2 separate regions of the Homo sapiens genome follow, and region 1 is linked to region 2. Evidence: read pairs that join two places in POLR2A ChIA-PET (ENCODE). Cell type or tissue: MCF 10A. All regions are shown on one strand. Each heading gives the region's core, and the rest is flanking DNA. Links, peaks and the distances in the headings are about the cores only.

The links. Peaks named below come from ENCODE experiments on the same cell type or tissue, not always from the same donor. Only the 100,000 strongest peaks of a DNase experiment are listed, where the experiment ranks them.
Region 1: POLR2A ChIA-PET joins it to region 2 with 7 read pairs; 17 of 35 experiments call an interaction of 5 or more read pairs at or near these places.

Annotation. Positions count from the first base shown.
Region 1 is chr10:104,126,781-104,129,698 of GRCh38, forward strand. No RefSeq gene overlaps it. Among named protein-coding and RNA genes, the nearest start is that of SFR1, 6.1 kb to the left of the region's middle. In MCF 10A, for the core only: no CTCF peak of the experiment used is centred there; a DNase peak (open chromatin) is centred at 1,621.
Region 2 is chr10:104,060,028-104,062,918 of GRCh38, forward strand. COL17A1 (collagen type XVII alpha 1 chain) reads right to left here. Exons shown (of 56, transcript NM_000494.4): 12 at 2,231-2,302; 13 at 1,378-1,446; 14 at 92-253. Among named protein-coding and RNA genes, the nearest start is that of MIR936, 13 kb to the left of the region's middle. In MCF 10A, for the core only: no CTCF peak of the experiment used is centred there; no DNase peak of the experiment used is centred there.

The sequences.
Region 1 (2,918 bases), core at 186-2,685, 67 kb after region 2:
TATCTCCCACCCACATGAAGGTATCATGGCATATAAGGTTCTTCGCATTTGTTTGCCTTTCTAGCTTCATCTGTGAAATGGGTTAAATTTAGATTGGTTATTCTATTTATGAACCCACCTCCACAGGTTGGGTTTCTGCTGCCAAATTATACAGTTGTACCTATCATTTTGGCCATATATGGAGATAGGACCCAAACTGGGCCAGTCTCTGAAAATTTGGAATTTAGCTCAGGAAAAGAAAGCCCATCTCTTTTTGTGACTGCAGCTGTTGTATATATACCTGGAAGCAGCAGAGCTGACATGCTTAAGGGCAGTGAGTGTGCTTACCGAGAAAGGCAGAGGTGATAGGAGAGAATTTTATGGATCAGTGGCTTCCTGGTTTTAGTTGCTAGTCATTCTTAAGAGCTTTCTGGATTTCTGCTTTTGGGTCCTTTTAAGTGTTAAAACAGCTTTACTTAGCTTTTTCAAAAGCACTTCCCTACTAGTTTAGCACTCCTCTGAACCCCCCTCAAGTACATCCCACTTTCAGTCCAGTCCCTCCACATAATCTAACCAGTGTTGAATGGTTGGCACAGCAGGAGACGCCAGGGCCCTGCTTTTGTGTCCATTCTAATTGTTAGTGCCATGCCAGTAAACTCTTACCCTGCCCACATACACAAATTCCTGTGCCGCTGGCCTTTATGAATCTGAGGAGACTGGCCCAGACATCATATGAGCTGCCTCTAGCACTGGGATTCCTAGATGGGCACCCCTGTGGACTTCTACTGTTCTAGTGCTTATCAGCCAGCCTCTTATCACTGCTTGCTGCCAACCAGGGGCCTAAATGTGGCAGGGGAAATGTTGCCCCTTGTGGTGGTGCTGGCATTTTGTAGGTCATTATGGTATTTCTCCAGATCTCAGAGGCTGCAGCTGCCCACTGCTGACAGGCACATCACCTGGAGCCACCCATATATATACACTTGGGGGAAATACAGCATCAGCGAGACTCTGGTTCTGGGAAAGCTTAGGGGCATGGTAATGGGGATTTCCAGGGCATTGACTGGGTGCTGAGGTTCCAACAGCACAGCAGCTGCTCTGTTGGATTTAATGGGATGCTTTTATTAAAAACCACTGACTATGACAGCTTTACTTATAAAAATGAGAGCTAATACAACATAGCACTTGTTTTTAATTTTAAAAAACTAGAATATTCCAGTTTTAAAGAAGAAGAAATATAAGATAGTTATTTCAAAATTAAGAGGTTATTTAAAACTCCAATGGCAGAGCCAAGATTTGAAGCCCAGGAATAGATCCTATAATTTTAATTCCTATGCATAAAGCCATACTGTGTCTGATCCAGTTAATTATATCACTAGTTGATAATATAAATAATATTTTAAAGGACTATAAAATATGAATATATTTGCTGTTCAGCAGAAGCTGAGAGGAGTCAATACCATGAACAGTATTAAGAGAGGAGTTACTGTGCATGACCCACATGTCCTTCCAAAGCCCCAAAACCAGAAGGTATCTCCCGTTGAAAGGGCTTCTGGAATAGGGCTTGATGGCAAGAGGTGCCCACTAAGCCCCACTCCATCCATGCCTCAAAGTAAGGCAGTCAAGCAAGGAACATTGCCAGAGTCAACAAAGGTTGATGACTAAGAAATAGAAATGATGCCGGCTGCTTTGTTAAGACCTGGGAATCCACAGAGCATTATCTAGTGAAATTTGTGGCACTACTAGCAAATGGAGTCTCCAGACAGCTAACTTAGGTGAAAATGGAGTTTGTGTCACCAGAAAAGATTGTAAAAAAAATCAAGTCTAGTACATCTATGGTTGACTCAAACCAACAGGACAGAGAACTTCTGGCAATACCATCTTAAGTATAAAGTATTTGCACCCCTACCCTGGGGTCTGTCCCCACAACTCTCATCTCAGGGATAATTTTGAAGGACCCCAGATGTAGGAAATGGTACCCATGGGCACTTCCCTACTGAATACGCCAAACTGACTACTTCATGAGTCCGTCTAGTACAAAGGAGGGGAATCATCAAAGTGTTGGTCCTATCATTTCCCTTACCATCCCCATCCAGCACAGATCACTATGTGGGTGATCAATTACATCTTCTAAAGATTTATTTTGCTAAACAGAAGATTTTATAGTAGCTCTCTTGCTTTATCTACATCAGTGTATATTGGATATGGTACTGAGGATTAAACTTAACGTTGAGTTCATAAATTGCAGAACAGTGAGACAGTGACATCACTTGGAGATTGTGGTCCATGATCCCTGTGGACAGCAGTCCACAGGTTATGGAAGGGCAAAGCAGTTTTATGGCCAATTATTCATCTCATTATATAATTATCACCATCTAAAAGTGATAAACTACTTCATGGAAATAAGAAAGTATTTTTCTGTTGGTTAAACCCTATTGGGTAAAGCACAAAATTGAATTTTCTATTACAACATAAAAGAAATGTAGATTATGTCTCTAAAGTATGTTGTAATTTTCTTCTGAGATGGAGTCTCGCTCTGTTGCCCAGGCTGGAGTGCAGTGGCACATTCTCGGCTCACTGCAACCTCCACCTCCTGGGTTCACACCATTCTGCTGCCTCAGCCTCCCCAGTAGCTGGGACTACAGGCGCCTGCCACCACCCACCACGCCCGGCTAATTTATTTTTATTTTTATTTTTTATTTTTAGTAGAGATGGGGTTTCACCATGTTAGTCAAGATCTCCTGACCTCGTGATCCACATGCCTCGGCCTCCCAAAGTGCTGGGATTACAGGCGTGAGCCACCGTGTCTGGCCAAAATATGTTGTAATTTACAAATGATACAAGGCTTGGAAAAAGCTCTAACAATTTGTCTTGTTCTCATTGGTGCAGCAGAGAATAATCTAAATACTCTCGTAATTTTTTTCTGATTATGAAAGAAATGC
Region 2 (2,891 bases), core at 1-2,500:
CATAGGGTCCCAAACCACCTTGCTAGGACATTTGGTCTCCTACACTATTTGGCTTTCTTCTGAAACCCAAGCCACACAGGATCTGACGCACTTGCAGCGATGCTGGCAGGGGAGGCTGTAAAGACCTTCCCGCTGTCCTTGGTCATGATGAGCAGCTCCATCTCCTTCTTGGCAGGTGTGTTGTCTTTCTCTAGGATCAGGAACTTGCAGTCCTTGTGCAAAAGGTCATCGCTCTGCACACTTGTGGTGCAGGCTGGGGAGAAAGAAAATGGGTAAGAAGGAAGGACATGTGCCAGGAGAAGGGAGAGGGGAGAAAAGACAAGAAGAGGAAGGAGAAGAAAGAGAAGGAGGAGGGAGGTAAATTAGCAGGTGTGTATGAGGGTCTCTTGTTCTTGCTGACAGTGGTTACTATGAAGCATCTTGGGGACCAAGGACACCCTCTATGCCTGGCTGGGCCTGGCCACCAAGAGTTTGGGTCAATGTCAGAAGCTCTGGATGGCTGGTTTATGGGGGCTGCCTCCCCTCCTGGAGATTATAGGATCTTTATTGAATGGGTAAAAGTCCCCCAGTCAGGTAAGTCCTTCCTTAACTAACTTGGGTTCATTTTTATCCTCCAGGTCTTAAGAGTTGCCTTCTTGAGGAGGCTTTAGCTGACTACCCCATCTAAAGCACTTCACCCTCATACACACACTCCTATCTCTACCACATTACTTATTGCTTTCCTTATAATCTGTATCCTTTTCTGTAATTATCTTGCATACTTTATGTGTTTGTCGTCTGCCTCCACCACTGACATCAGCTTAGTGAAGGCAGGAATCTATCCTGTCGTGTTCACTGCTGTACTGTCAGCACTTAGAACACTGTCCATCTAATACAAAGAAGGTGCTCAGTAAAGGCTTTCCAATAAATGAATTGTTGAATGGAAGACAACACACTAGGATTAGAACAATGGAGGAAACAGCTCACTGTATGGTGCTGAAATATGTGGACAAAGTTGATATAGATTTTGTAGAAAGCAGGGAGGGTGCCAGCAGTTTCTGAGGGCTCCATGAGCTGCATGTAACAGGTGAAGGCCAAAGGCTTCCAGTCAAGGGCAGTGGCTAATGTGCAAGTGCCTGGCCCTAGGCAGGTATGGAGGGTGGAGCTTCCTGCCCCCTTCTGATAGGAACATTCATGGGAATGTTCACCTTTATTCACTCATGGAAACATCCAAGAGGCCTTTGGGGCAAGTTGCGTTTGCAGGCCTAAGACCACTCATGGGTCCTATTTCCTCTTCCAGTATACCATGTGTATTGGAAGGATACACAGGCAGGATTACTGCAGAGTAATCCTCCCTGTGCACCAGCCTGAACCCTGGCAGCTGGGAGCAGCACTCACCGGCGGAGGTGGAAACGCCAGTGTTCACAGCCGCAGGACTCTGGGGCATGTTTTTCTTCACCCCATATGCTGCAAGAAAGGAAGCTGGGTCAGCATGGGAGGGTGGTTCCAGGTGACTCAGGAGAAGCCTGATCAGCCCTGGCAGAGAGGTACCCCCGACCCTCTCCAGTGAGAAGCAGATGATGAATCAACTCTCTCCAGCCATGGGGACAGTAATGAGGGTTTAGATGGAACGTTCTTAGGTATAATCCTCCTCATCCTTCTAGCTACTTCCAGGAAGTCCTCCTAGACCCCCATGCATCTCCTTCTCTCCTGAACTCCTACAGCCCTTAACACCTGCTCTGCATGGCCTATCACTTATTCCCATTGTCTTATAGAGCCTCTCGTTGTCTCATGTGTGTTAGACTTTCTCTTCCAATTAAGTAGCAGGCAAGTTGGAGGCAAAGGCTGACCTAGGTTTCATGTCCCCAGTCACCCCCAGGTTGGCACAGCGGTGGCAACCTGTAGGGGGTGCACCATAAAATCAACCAGATGATTGATTTGCAGTGACAGTGGGCTGTCAAGGACAGCAGTGAGCTGGCAAGACCACCAACCTAACCAGTTTGGCTGTGAGAGACACAGGAACATACAAGTGATGCCTTACAAGGTGATGCTGTTGACAGGACAGCCTTCCCTGTGTGCTTGACTCATGTCTGAGCCAGTTAATGATCAAGATTGATATCTTGAGTGTTGTGTCTTTGGTGGGAAAGGTCGACTGATTTTCAGGGACATTTTGGGTCTCCTAATTCAGTGAGTTGTAGCTGCAAAGAGGTGTCACTTTCCAGCGCCTAAGCTCCAACCCTAGCCTACTGACCTGTGGAAGTGGTGGTGGTGCCATGGGACAGGGTGGTCAAGCTGGGGGCCAGATTGTTCTGCATGCCAAACACTGTGAAAGCAACCAAGGTCAGGTGAGTACAGGGAGCACGGGGGATGCCCCCTGGCTTAGGACGGCCCCCAGAGTCCCAAACCACTTTCATGATCAATGGTTTTGCCAACAGATTCCCAAACTTCCTCGGTTCCCACACTCTTTGTAACGTAGTAAATTTGTTAATACCCCCACCTACCTACCCCAGGCCAAATATTACTAACAGTTCTACTTATTACGTAGTTAGGTCCATCCAAGTTAAAAGCAGTAGTTTGCACAGGGTCTGACAGATGTTGCTGACAGATCTCTCAAAATTTTAAAATATCATAGGGGTTCCCTGTTTCCTGTGACACCCTGGGGTGCCTTGGTGCACAGTGTGGGAACTGTAAGCTTAGGATATGGACACAGACACCTCGGGTGCTGAGAGGCACTAACTTGGCAGACTCCTAGTATTCCCGTTAGCCCTTCCTTCTCCTGACACAAACACATAAAACTCCCCCACCTCCACTATGGTTTCGAAGGCTCCTTGTTTATTTGATTGCTTGTTTGTTTGTTTTCAACAACGTGCAGAAGCTTATTCCTCCTGGCCAGCAGCTTTGTTATTTAGGGC